Linked DNA regions of Mus musculus: all the other regions are linked to region 3. Evidence: chromatin contacts called from ENCODE Hi-C or POLR2A ChIA-PET data. All regions are on one chromosome and are shown on one strand. The core of a region is the stretch at or near the end of the contact, and the rest is flanking DNA. Distances in the headings are between cores, read along the strand shown.

What was found. A loop is a pair of places that touch in the nucleus more often than their neighbours do. ChIA-PET counts read pairs that join two places held with the same protein, here RNA polymerase II (POLR2A).
Region 1: a loop to region 3 is called in a map of heart, with 2.3 times the contacts of the local background. The contact joins the promoter of Spata32 here to the promoter of Fmnl1 in region 3. A Hi-C loop is called at or near these places in 14 of 37 maps with a recorded cell type or tissue (T-helper 17 cell, adrenal gland, gastrocnemius and 4 more). POLR2A ChIA-PET finds 5 or more read pairs at or near these places in 2 of 5 experiments (Patski and embryonic stem cell).
Region 2: POLR2A ChIA-PET joins it to region 3 with 22 read pairs in Patski. The contact joins the promoter of Hexim2 here to the promoter of Fmnl1 in region 3. POLR2A ChIA-PET finds 5 or more read pairs at or near these places in 4 of 5 experiments (Patski and embryonic stem cell).

The regions. Positions count from the first base shown.
Region 1 is chr11:103,216,813-103,221,097 of GRCm38, reverse strand. Spata32 (spermatogenesis associated 32) reads left to right here and starts at 2,666. Exons shown (of 5, transcript NM_177801.3): 1 at 2,666-2,756. The coding sequence starts at 2,744. Gm51920 (a long non-coding RNA gene) reads right to left here. Exons shown (of 3, transcript XR_003949777.1): 3 at 3,910-4,285. It overlaps Gm34823 (a long non-coding RNA gene), which reads right to left and starts at 2,488. Exons shown (of 4, transcript XR_389061.4): 1 at 2,429-2,488; 2 at 1,684-1,845. Map3k14 (mitogen-activated protein kinase kinase kinase 14) reads left to right here. Exons shown (of 16, transcript NM_016896.3): 16 at 1-1,334. The coding sequence ends at 73.
Region 2 is chr11:103,130,369-103,134,782 of GRCm38, reverse strand. Hexim2 (hexamethylene bis-acetamide inducible 2) reads right to left here and starts at 1,424. Exons shown (of 3, transcript NM_027658.2): 1 at 1,326-1,424; 2 at 642-748. The coding sequence starts at 704.
Region 3 is chr11:103,169,127-103,173,266 of GRCm38, reverse strand. It overlaps Fmnl1 (formin-like 1), which reads right to left and starts at 2,129. Exons shown (of 26, transcript NM_001077698.1): 1 at 1,826-2,129. The coding sequence starts at 1,954. Gm51919 (a long non-coding RNA gene) reads left to right here and starts at 2,691. Exons shown (of 3, transcript XR_003949776.1): 1 at 2,691-3,113.

The DNA of each region.
Region 1 (4,285 bases), core at 1,417-3,916, 47 kb before region 3:
CACCCTGGCCCCTGATGGCAGCTTTGCTTGGACCTGGAGGGTCAAGCATGGTCAGCTGGAGAACCGACCCTAGTCCTGTCTTCCACCACCAGCTCCACTCTGGCCACGGCAGGCTTCCTTTGATCTCAGTGCTCGCTGGTGCTCTGAGATGCTGGATGAGTCTGCACAGGGACCTGCCAGTCCCTGGTTCAGCATGTAGACCAGGGCTTGTGAGCAGAGCAGCGAAGGGAACAGAGTAAAGCACCTCCCAGGACTTGCCTCCTGGCAGGAGAAACTCTTCCCTCATGAGGAGACAAGGAGGAAGGAAAACAGGGGTCTCTGTGACTCTCCAAACAAGGTAGCCAGACCCACATGGGTCAGTCAGCACTTGCCAGCAGTTGGGGAGCAGCTTCTAGCCTGGGTCACGAAGAGCAGGTACCCCTAGGAAGGCAGGAGAGTGTCTAGGGGTTCCTGCCCAGCTCCTACAGGGCAAGGCAGTAGGTGTGCCGGCCCAGGGGCTGTGGAGTTCTTGGCCCCGTGTCTAGCCTCCCTGGCCTTGACTAGTGTGAGACAGAAGGAGCAGGAAGGGCACTAGAATGCACTGAGCCTTCAGGTCATTGCAGCCCACATCCTGGATTGAGCTCCTTGATCAACCAGGGACCACAGAAGAGACATGATTCTCGGGCCTCACGTTTGTGGCTATGGGCAGCACTCCTCAGCGTCAGCCCCACTGGCTCCCTGGCACTCTAGTCCCTCATCTGTGGCAATGAAGGATGACACGTGAGACCCACCTGACAGGAACGGTCTGCAAATGATAAACTCAAGAAAGCCACAGAAACAGGGCTTGCCACCCTCTGGGGGCACACTGTCAGCATCCAGCATGGTGTGGCAAGGCATTGCCAGCAGCAGCACTTTGCACTCAGGTGACCTCAAAGCACTTTCCTGGCTGCCTTCCAGCAGAGCATTGGCTCTGCATGAGCAGGGGCAGGCCAGGGGATGGGGAAGAAGGGACTGTCTTGACCCATCATCCACACAGGCTTGACCCCCCCTCAAGCTTCTTTCAGACTTAAGATGAGCATCGTCGCCCCCACTGCCCTAGCTGGGACTTCTCCTGGTGGGACTTGGAAACAGCTGCTTAGGACTCATTGTAGCATTAAGTTCACTGTGAATCATTTGTTGGGAGGGGCACAGAGACTTCTCTAGGGAAACTCATCCCCCCACCTCAACCAGCCAGGATAGCTCTGTCCAGCTCTTTGCAAGGATCTAGGCTGCTCCTGGCCCCAGCACATGAACGGCAGCCACGGTGCTGCATCTGGGGTGTATTGAGTTCTATAAGCAATAAAATTTGGAATGACGATGGGTGTTTGTAGGCTGTGATGTCGCCTCTTTTGCCTGCCTGCTTGCAGTACTCCACAACCCTGACAGCTGCTGGAGTGGATTCCTTCAAGCCTCCGTGGTTGGAGCGAGGACTGGCATCAGCCTGTCCAGAGAGCTGCTTGTCCTGCTACCTGTCATATCCAACTCAATCCCTCCACTCTGGTATGCCCATCTCCTGTAGCAGCAGGGATATCCCTGGCCAAAGTCTTGGGCTGAAAGGAGGAGGCCAAGAGGCCAGGCAGCCCAGTGGCACCAGAAGGGGAGGGGCTTGCATGACCCACTCACCTGCCTGCACCTGTCCTGAGGCCCATCGGCAAGAGGTCTTACCTGGTATTACTTTGAGCGTCTGCGTGGTGAGGTGATGACTTGCCCAGCAGGAGTTTCTTGATCACGGAGCATAGGGTGGCAGAGGACACAAGAGCACTGATATGCCTCTAGCCCCTAGAATGAGCTGACTATGATGGTACACACCTGTAATCCAGCCTTGGGCTACAAGAAGAATTTGAAGCCAGCCTAGGCTACATGGGACTTTGTCTCAGAAGGAAAAAACTACTTGGGCGGTGGGAGATGGGATGTAGCCTTGACTGTCTAGAACTCACTACGTAGAACAACCAGACTGGCCTCAAACTCACAGAAATCCTCCCACTTCTGCCTCCCCACTGCCAGAATTAAATAAGAATTTATGCTACCGTGTCCAGCTTTTGGGGGGGGGGGGGTTGTGATTAAAGCCTGCTGCAATGGAATCTAATACTAGACAACCTGAATTTAGTCCCAGGAAAGGAACAGTCACTGTGGAAGGTGACTGTTCCCAAAAGTTGTCCTCTGACCACCACACACTGGATGTGGTGTGAAAGTTTTCACACACAATAAATGTAATTGTAAAAAAACTGTAAGGTCACCCTGGAAAGCTATGCACAGGTGTGTGTACTGCACACATGCACAGCTTGGACTGAGATTCAACCATCCTTAGAGGAATCCTAGACTCCCCGCAAAAATGGAGCAGCTTTGTTGTCCAGATAAGGTTCTAAGCCCCCACCTACCCCGTCCTTACCCAAGACCGCTGTCCACATACCTGGCCTACTGTGGCGTGGCCAGCTGCCCCAAGTCTTGGTCCGGGGGGGGGGGGTGGCGGGGGAAGCTGTCTGCTCAACCTCCAAGACTCAAAAGATCCTTTCTTGTTCCCACCCACATCATTGGCATGAACCTTCAAGTTTCCTACATGCCATATCCCCTGGCCTGAACGTCACAGAAGCCGCAGCATCACAGGCGCCAGCGCCCCCATCATCTTCAGCCCCCCCTCCACCGGGCTAGCCAAAGAGCGCACTGGAGGCGGAGGGGCAGCAGCCACCAGCCCGCTCCCCGCCTCCCTGACAGAGCCTCCGGCAGCATGGGGGTGACAGGTGCGAGCAGGCGGCCGAGTGGTGGGAGGCGCCAGAATGGCGGGGCGGAGGCGGAGAAAGGGAAAGCTAACTGGTGTTGGCCTGGGGAGAGGAAAGGAAAGCTAACCCCAGCCAAGCCCTTTGGGTGCCTTTGATTACTGCAGCATTCCTCGCTGTGCAAAAGCTGGGGCTGCATGAGTGCGGGGTCTTAATGAACTTTCCAATGGGATTGCATTCGCGGGTGCACGCGTGCACGTTTGGCAGAGTGGTGGGTTTGGGATTTAATGTCTTTGCAAAGGTGGTCGCCGAATCCATCTGCGTGAGACACTGCTAAGGATCAGATAGCCAAAGCTAGTAAACCCATAACACGCTGGAGGGGGGGAGGAGGCGGGAGTCAGCCAGAAACGTGCTCAGATGGGCGGGCTTGGGGCTTCCGGAAGAGCGGTAAGGCCTTGCGTCATCACAGTGGGAAGCCAAGAGTGCGCGCGGTGCGGTGCAGTGCGGTGCGGTGCGGTGCGCGTAGTGTTTTAACGGTCATGAGATTTAAGGTCCCTTCCAAGAAAAACGTTTGGTAACAAGGTCGAGAGCACTATGGTGCAGAGACAACTCTCGTCCATCTCTGCCCTTAGCCCTTAAATACAGTGGCTAATAGCTGAAAGTCAGCATTTCCTTTTCAACCTTATCAAAGCAATAAATATCCCTGATTCAAGAGTATTGACGAGTTTATTTGCTGATTAAAAAAAAAATCAAGGGTCCCTCTATCCAGGCATACCTCAGAGCAGACGCAGGCCTTTTCTCAAAACAAAACAAAAACAAAATCCCAAGCACTAAAGAGGCAGAGGCAGGGGAATCTCTTTAAGTTCGAGGCCAGCCTGAACTATAGGGCGAATTCCAGGACAGCCAGAGCTACACAAAGAAATCCTGTCTTGAAAAAAGGTAAAAAACAAACAAACAAACAAATTCTAGGTTAAAAACTAATCAAAATGTTAAAGCCAACCATTGTGAGTTTCTCCCTCTTACAAGTTACTGGGGTTTCTCTTTTTAAAGTATCTGTGGGGTCTGGAGAGGTGGCTCAGTGGTTAAGAGCACTGACTATTCCTCAATTGAATTCCCAGCACCCACATGGTGGCTCCTAACCATGTGTGATGGGACCCAGTGATCTCTTCTGGTGTGTCTGAAGACAGCAACAATGTACTCTTAACTGTTTTTTTTTAAAGAAGTATTTGTGGGTCAGGCAGGTGGCAAGTTAAAAACACTTTCCGTGTAAGTGTGAGGACCAGAGTTCTGATCGCAGAACCCACAGAAAGGCCAACTGGGTGAGACGGGCGGGCTTGTAACCCCAGTCTCTGAATGTGGAGACAGAGCCCCAGAGCAAGGAAGAATCCTGTCTGGGAGCTCTGGATTTCACAGAGAGACCTTGCCTCTGGGAAGGAGGAGGAAGTTAGAGGCAAGGATGACTCCCAGAGTCAACCTCCAGCTTCCAGACGCCCAGCACTCACATGCACACACACGCGTGTGCAAAAATGAAAACACGTGTTTGTGACTCAGCT
Region 2 (4,414 bases), core at 175-2,674, 38 kb after region 3:
TGAGGTTTTCCTGCCCTGCCTGTCAACCTGTACACCGAAATCTCTTGTCTTGACTCATTCTTGGTTCTCAGCCCGGAAAAAATAAATTTTTTTTTAAGTGCAAAATCTCTAACCAAGTTATTTGTCCTTGAGGTCACTTGTCATTGAGAGACAAGGTACTGTTATCAGAAGACCCTAAATGTAAGGTGGAATTTTGTTCCTCACAGGCTGCCTGATTCTGGAAAAGGTAGTGCAGCTCTCCAACCTCAGCTTCTGTCCACTGGAAATAACATCTACCTTGAAGGGCTTTTAGGAATTCATGAGCCATCATTGAATCACATTCTGGCCTACTTCCCAGAGCACAGTACAGACTCATTTAAAACACTGGCTTTCTAGCTGGGTGTGGTGGTGCAGGCTGTAATTTTAGCCCTTGGAAGGCTGAAGAAGAACGTTGTTGCAAGTTCGAGGCCAGCTGGGGATACACAGAAAGACACCCCCCCCCACCTCCCCCCTCAAGGTCTCAAACAAACGAAAATAAAATAAAATACTGGTTTTCTAAATCTACCAACCAACCAACAAGACAAAACAACAAAAGCCCTAGGATTTCAGCTATCTGACCCCACGTTTAGGGCTTTCAGGTGGCTGGGAGGGTGGGTACTTACCTTGGCCTCCTCCAGAGCAGCTGGTGACGCTGTGTTGCAGTTGGTATGGTTCACAGTGGCCATCTTCTCCTACTCTTGCAGCAGATGATGTCTTTAACTACTGTCACCTGCTTTGAACAACAACAGAAACCTAAGTCCTTAGGCAGAAGCTGGTTGGTCAGGAATTGTTTTGTCACAGCAGCAGCAGCCATTTTGTGGCCCCAGACCTGCATGGCCTTCACTTTCAAGTGAAGACTCGGAAGGCTGTTTCCATACTCTAGTCTTCACATTGCTAGCCAGCAAGGGACCAAGTGGGAGAGCAGAGGCCCTGGGCCTCTGCTCTCCTAATAAGTAAAGACAGGCTGGCAGTTAGGAGGGTAGGCCTGAGCTCTGTCACCCAGAAAGGACACTGCTTGGGGGATGCTGTGGAGAGGGTGGGTCTGTAGCTCCTGGAAGCCCCTATCTTGACCACCTTCAATCTCTCTAGGTTGGGACCTGGTCAGAGCCTATGGTTGAAGTCTTTTTGTCTACAGGGCCTGGACGGCTTCTCTCCTGTCTCAAGGAACGGGGAGCTAAAGGGAAGAAGTCTTCAAACTACATGCAGCTGACAGAAAGAAGAAGAAAAAAAATTCAATGGGAGTAAAAATGGAGTTCTTGGAGGAGGGAAAAGTCCTGGCAGGGAGATTTAACGAAGGTGGGACTGACCTATTTGCTGTCAAGGGCTTAGTGTACACCACTACCTCTGTGTGTCTTTCTGTGCGACCGCCTGTCCATGAGAGTCTCAACGCCTCTGCCCTATCTCTTGCTGCAGTAGCAGCAGCTCTGGCCAAGCCGCTAAAGCCCTAAGATGGGGGGGGGGGGAGGTGGAGGGGCGAAGAGGACAGCCTGGCAGCGCAATGGCTGCTGGGGGTTGTAGTTCTTCCACCCTAGGAAAGCTGCCCAGGATACTTTCAAGCTCCCATTACGTCAACAACCATGCCCAGGAACGCCAAAAAAAAAAAAAAAAAAAAAAAAAAAAAAAAAAAAAAAAAAAAAAACCTATTTGCCTTTGCGTGAACGTCCCGCGCTCACCGATCTCTTCTTTGATTGGGTCGCTTGTCTGCCAGTCTCCCGACTTTTGTCAACAACTAGCTGTGCGGAAGCACAACTGGACCCGCCCTGTCAGAGCTCAATTAAAGAGTTCATTGATGGCGTTAGGCTTTACCAGGGAGAAATAGAGATCCGGTCGCGGGGGCGGGGCTTGCGCGCGGAGGGATTCCCTAGCCTTGAGGAAGGCGACGAGCAGCTCGGGGGCCGCCGCCGCCGCCGCCATTTTGGGCTGGGAGGAGGCAGCGGAGGGACTCGCTGCGCAGTGAGAGCACCCCATGGGGGGTGGTCCGGGCGCGGGGAGAGGCCGGGCCGAGTGGGCTGCCTGAAGTGGCGGCGCCGGGAGACGGCGGGGAGTTGGGTCGGGGGCTGGGAAGGGTGAAGGTTGGCGTCTCCCCGGCCGAGCCCAGTCCTCAAACCGTCCCGGCAGCCTCTCCGCCTCGCCTTTGAGAGCGGCCTTTTGGGGTAATTACCGCGTATTTCCCGGGATCCCAGCAGAGGAGAGGCCAGTAAGACGGCTTCCCCTCTGCTGTGCTTCCACCGGGACGTGATCCTGAGGCCGAGGTCTGCCCAAGGCCTCTCGTCACCCCCATTCATCCCGGGTATGGCGGCCAGGCCCGGCGTAGCCGGACCCCCATCTGAAGGACGAGGTGGGCGCGACGCCAGTTGGAGACCCTGGCTCGCAGGGACGGGCCGAGGTTGCAACTCTGGCCGCATGCCCTGAGCAGTGCTAGTGAGCTGGAGGCTCCGAGGTTGCCCGGCCGGATTGCACCCGCCTCCCCACCCCCATACACCGTGTCCATCCCACTTCTCAGGGCTGCGAAAAGCAACAACCCTCTAACTTCTATAACAGCCACCAACTCCCCCTGGGACCAACTAGATCTGGGCACGTGGAAAGCTCGAGCTTAGCGCTTGGAAATTTCTGAGCTCTCTTGCCCTCAAGATTTCTCCCATCGAGCCCCGACTCTCCCAATGGCCTGACCTCGAACGTCAGCATCCGCTTTTGGAAACTCCTGAAGTGTGTCGCCCCACTTCAAAATTTCACGCCAAAGGGATGGGGTTATGCCCTTTGAAGGGTTGGGGGAAAGAAAATAATTTCAGTCACTACAGTCCAGTAATAGAAACGGAGTGGCCCATTTCGGGTACTTCAAAAACATCTGCTTGCATTTTGAAATCTGAGCCGTAACTTAGGGGCGAAGAGGCTGTGCTACAAGGGCAAAGGGAGTTAATTCCGATGTGATTTTTTTTTTTTTTTTTTTTGTAAGCCTACACCATGTCCCATTTAAAGTCTTGTTCCACAAACTAAAAAGAGTATTTTCTGTGCCACTGTCTCATTGTTACTGAAGCCATCTCTTCTGTAGATGCAGAAAGTACTTAAGTAGAAATGGCAGTTTTGATCTACTTTATGTGTTATATAGGATATAGGGGAGACCTCGAATAAACTTACAACCTAACATTATAGCACTGCCAGCATTTAAAAGGCTCTCTTACTGAACTTGTTTCTTAAAGATTTCCAGACTACACCTTCAAATGATAGCTTTGTAGTTGAGCTGTCAGTTAAAATTGTGCCCAGGTAAGGCTCTGAAGTAGGTGGTTAACTAGCCATTGATACCTGTGAGTACCTTGTAATGAATTTTACTGCTAGTTATAGATGGTCTTAACTCCTAGGCCCTTGCTTTAACAGTAGGACCCGGGAAAGTTTCTTCAGGGTTGAAGGACTGCCCCTTGTATTAATAAAAAAAACAAAGTCTTTCCAGCTGGATGTGGTGGATCTCTTAAATTTGAGGCCAGCCAGCTCTCCATAGAGAGTTTCAGGCCAGCCAGGGCTACTAGTGAAACTTGAATAGTCCTAAATGGGGTGAGAGCTTCCTAGCTATAACTAATTTTTCCCTCCATACCTCATGGTTTGAAGAAAAATTTTAAAGTCTACTGTGCAAACAAAACAACAAACAGAAATACCTGCTCACTATTGACTGGTTTGGGTTTTTTTTGAGACTTCTTACTCTACCCTAGGCAGAGTAATCCTTCTGCCTCAACCACGTGTTAGATTTACAGGTATGAGCTAGTATATCAACTTGTTTTTTTCCTTTGAGACAGGGTTCGGATAGCCCAGACTGACCTTAAACTCGTTCTGTAGTTTAAGCTGGCATTGAACTTCCTTCCTCCGCCTCCTAAGTCCTTGGATTGTAGGCAGGTACCACCAAACCCAATATTATTTATTTACTTCCTTTGTGTTTACATATGCATACATGTGGAGGTCAGAATTTGTAAGTCTGTTCTCTTACCACCTGGGTGTCCGGGGATAAACGTCCTGTTGTCAGGCTTGGTAGCAAGTGCCTTTACACAATGAGCCATCTGGCTGTTCTCCTAATGGGGTTATTGTTGTTATGTTTGCTCTCACCCATGACCTGGAACTATCTGCTTGAGCCCCTCAAGTGTTCTCAGGTGTATACCATTGCATTCAGTCATGACTAAGATTAATTTAGACAGGGTCTACTGTAGTTCTTGCTAGCCTTGAAAACTCTCTGTAGCCAAGACCTTTGAACTCCTGCCTATGCTTGCTGAATGCTGAGATTACAGGAGTGTGCCATCGTACACAATTTGTGTGGTATTAGAGATTGAATCCAGGGCTTTGTGCACTCTAGGCAGTATCCTGTCAACTGAGCTACATCCCTAGCCCCTATTAAAGTTCTTAATCCAAACTGTGC
Region 3 (4,140 bases), core at 880-3,379:
CCCAGAGGATAAGGGACAGCTTTGAAATCCAGGGGACCGGAAAAGGGATGGGTAAGCCCTGTGGGTGCTGCTGCCCTAGGCTTCCACTGAGCCACCAGGACACTCTGGAAGGTTCTCCTGACATTCCCTCCAAGCCCTGGCCCTCAGGGGTTTTCAGCAGCATTTCCTATCCGACCATCACAGCCGAAAATCCACCCAGGGCAATTAAGTCTTGCACTTGACTTTTGGAATTTCCACTGGTCTGAATTATTCACAAGGCTCCTTCCCATTAGTGTACCTGACCTAACAGATTGGCCAAGAACTATCCCTTATCCATAGACACACCCATTAAGGGAAAATCGAACCCATGGCCCTCCTGACAGGCTGAACCTGCCATCACCCAGGCTCCTAATATGACCCCCTCCCCCACTTGCTCAGCTCTGCTGAGCTTGGCCAAGGCCTGGATCTGAGGAAGAGGGAGTTAGGGGCAGGTGGAGAGACAGGGAAGTCCAAAGCTAGCCTAGTGTGAAATGTCCCTCAGAGTCCCTATTTGTCCCCAAGTTGAGCACTTGTGCCTTCACAAGGAGAGACCCCGCCCCATCTCAGAGGTCCCCCCAAGCTCCTCCTCTCCTTCCGAAGCCAGGATTCTCAGGAACTGTTGCCCCTTTGAGACCATGCAAAGGATCTAGCAAGTCAGGCCTACTGACTCGCTCGCTTGCCAGAGAGAGGAAATGCTATCCAGGAGGTGTGGAGGACAGAGGGTCAGCACTTCTTTGCATCCAGAGTGAGCCTCCTCTGGACTCCCATCCTCAGACCTGCAACATCAGCCTACTGAGACTGGAAAATGCCTCTAGGAAACAGCCCAGCCTTCCCCACTGTCACCCGGTGTCCAGCCAGGGATGCCTAACAGGGATGCCACTGGGCAGCCACCTACAGAAGACAGCAGGAAAGAGTGCTGGGGTGAAGAGGAGGAAGTGAAAAAGACTGGCCTTTCCCCTCCCCTACTTCTGCCTCCCAATGCCTGCACAGCCCACCCTATCAGAAACACTTTGAACCACTTAACTCCATGCTCAGAGTTGATGAGTTGATGGCTCCCTCCCAGAGGCCCAGACTTCAGCTGCTACTCCATCCTAACCCACCCTTGCCTGCCCCAGTTTCCCAAGCAAGTGACAGCCAAGAGGGAGGGGAGCCTTCCAGATTTCTGTTCCACTCCAAGCCAGAATGACCAGCCTATCCTGGCCCCACCCTTCCTAAGCTTACTCCTTTCAGTGGTTGGGGGTGGTCCATGATGAGGGAATGACTGCAAACACCCATTCCGGGACATGGTGGGGGTGATAAATACAAGTGGAGGGTCTAAGAGTCCAACTCCTACGCCAGACACCAGAACAACCCAGGACTGAAGGCTCCACTAGGTCTACAGCTTCCAGAAGGTTAAATTATAACCCCTTTCCTCTTTGACCCTGAGACGCAGAAGGGCAAAGCGCTCCAGACTTGCACCCAGCCGCTGGGCCTGCGTGCAGTGGAAAAGTGGGCGCCAGCCCCCTCCCACCTGGGGCGCGTTTGGAACTCAACCTTATGAGACATTTTTGACACCTTTAGAACTAGGAGCATAGGAAGGGGGTCGATGGGGGGGTCTCTTAAGAAAGCTTCCTGGAGGGGGCTAAAGAAAGTTTCTTGGGGGGGGGGGTGCCAAGTCACTCTGAAAGATGACAGTGTTACTCCTACCCCTCTGGAGGGACAGCAGGTGGACCAGGGATCTCCAAGCCGCACCTGAGTCCCAAGAGGCGGGGACGCATGCGGAGCCCCTGTCATCCCTGGCTCCTGGTGCGCATCAGGTCACACTCACCAAGACCCGCGTGAACCTCTCCTCCAGCTCCCCGGCCGCCGGCATTGGTTGCTTGGGGACGGCTGGCTGCTTCGGGGGCGACGCGGTGGGGCCCGCGGGCTGTTCGGCGCTGCCAGCCGCGTTGCCCATGGTGGTCCCCACCCAGCCGGCCAGGCGCCTCCAGCCTCGGAGATCCAGTTTTCCCTGGGGGTCGCGGACTAGGCTCCGGGAGCCTGGAAGCGAAGGGCAGCGCTGTGTGGCGAGGCTTGGCTAGGTGGCTCTCGGCTCAGCGGCGTGCAGGGGCCGGGGCGCGGCGTCCCATCGCGGCGGCCCCGTCCGAGGGAGCGGGCGGCGACCGAGGCTCGGGGAGGAAGTAGGGTTGCAGGCGGCCGGGGCCAGAGGGCTGGGCCGGGGGCAGGAAGCTGCGGCGCGGGCTCCCCCCTCGGCGATTTTCGAACTTCTGCTGCCGCTCCCGGTGCGCGCAAACCGCAGTTCTCCGCCGCGCACCCGGCCCCAGGGGGGCGGGCTGCAGGGAGGGGGCGGGCGCGGGCGACGGCCGGGGGTCCTCCGCAGCCATGGCGCGCCGGCTGGGGGCTGCCGAGCAGTGCACCTGCGGCGGAGGGGGCGGCCGCCGATGCACCTGCCCGAGCCGGAGCCGACCCAGGCGAGGCCGAGAACACAGCGGCGCGCTCGCCCGGCGCCTCCGGGTCCTAGAACCGCAGCTCTCCACCCTAAGCCCGGCAGTAGGGGGGTCCCTAGGCCCGAGCCTGGAGGAGGCAGACCCCCGGGCGGAAGATTGTCCAACCAATCCGCGCGCGCCTTAGAAACCTAAGGTGGCGCTGAGGTGCGGTTGGTGGGCGTAATTGCTGCTGGGGGTCCCCCTTTGGGGTCCCCAACTAAGAAGATGGGAACCCCCTTCCAGGCCCCCCACCTCTGTGTCTCTCCTCCGTTGGGCCCAGAGATGATCTGAGGACCAGAGGGAATTATCTGCAAACAGGTTGGAGGACAATGACATAGGTCAATTGAGACCTGACCAGATGTGACTGTGCCAGCATCTTCAGCAGTTTTAGACTGGGGGCACTCGTGGAAAAATGAGGTTGGCGAACCTGGAGATCACTGTGGTGGTGCCAAGGAGAAGTAGGGCACTAAGAAGGGTTAAAGGCAGCTGCTAGGCTGGGGGAGGAACAGGCACCTCAGATGGGTGGAAAATCTTGACACTGTCACCATGAGGGACCTAGGCTGGCTGAAGAATGACAATCTTGGCTATCTGATAGTTACAGAAAGATTTCTGTGATAGTGACCAGCAAAGGTAGGTATGGATGTCCTTGTTTCTGTAACGGTAACAAGGGGCCTTTCCGTAGCTGTAGCAAGGGGTCTTGTCCAAGGCCACACAGATAATTAGGGCAGAAACGAGCCTCTCTGTTCATATCCAAAAATCTATAGCCTCGGACTCTTCTTATTTAGGGTAGGAGAGTGGAGAAGGGGTAGGCCTTCATAACCGGGGCTCGAACTCCATCCTGAATTAACACCTCTAATTCTCCCACTTAATCTGTGGGGCTCTTGAGTCAGCCCCTCCCTGTTCTGCCAGTCCATGGGGTGAGGTGCCCTACACTGAGGGAGCCTTGAACTTTCTCTGTGCCAGCCCAGGGGCTCTAAATGGCTACTCTAGGTCATTCCCACCTCTCTAGTTCATACTCAAAGCCACTGACAAAGGATTCAGCAGGAACTGGGAAATTAATTATCTAATTATGAGGAAAACCAGACACAAACCTGCACGCTCCCCAGCTTGACCTGATTAAAGCCTTCCTCCTGCCAAGTTCACCATCGCCCCTGTCACCATGGGAGAGATAGTCTCATTTCATGTCCTGAGCAAGGACTTCCAGGGTGGGTGGAAACAGGGTCTCCTGGAGCCTATAGGAAGGGTACCTGCCCTATGCCTACCTCCATCTTCCTTAGCCTTGACCTTGGGCCTTGCCTGAGATTAGTAGTTGAGAGATTTTTGTTTATTTATTAAAGACTGTACTTCCTGATTCTTCCATAGCTGTCTCTTTCAATTCATCAACAAATGTTTCCTTCGAGCCCCAGCTGTGTGCCCAGCTGTCTGCTTACTGATGGGGCTTCTGGGACTCTTAAGGTGTCCCTAACCTTGGACACAGCCTAGCAAGGAACGGATTCAGAAGCTGGGAGGGAGGGTATCTGCATTGAAGTACTTGTGGGGTCAGTGCCCATGCCTCCTCTGCCCATCACTGCTACTTTGAGGGACACCGAGAAGCCAGAAATTGGGCCTCTACTGCAGTAATTGCCAGCCTGCATCCTCATTGCCAATTGCCTCCCAC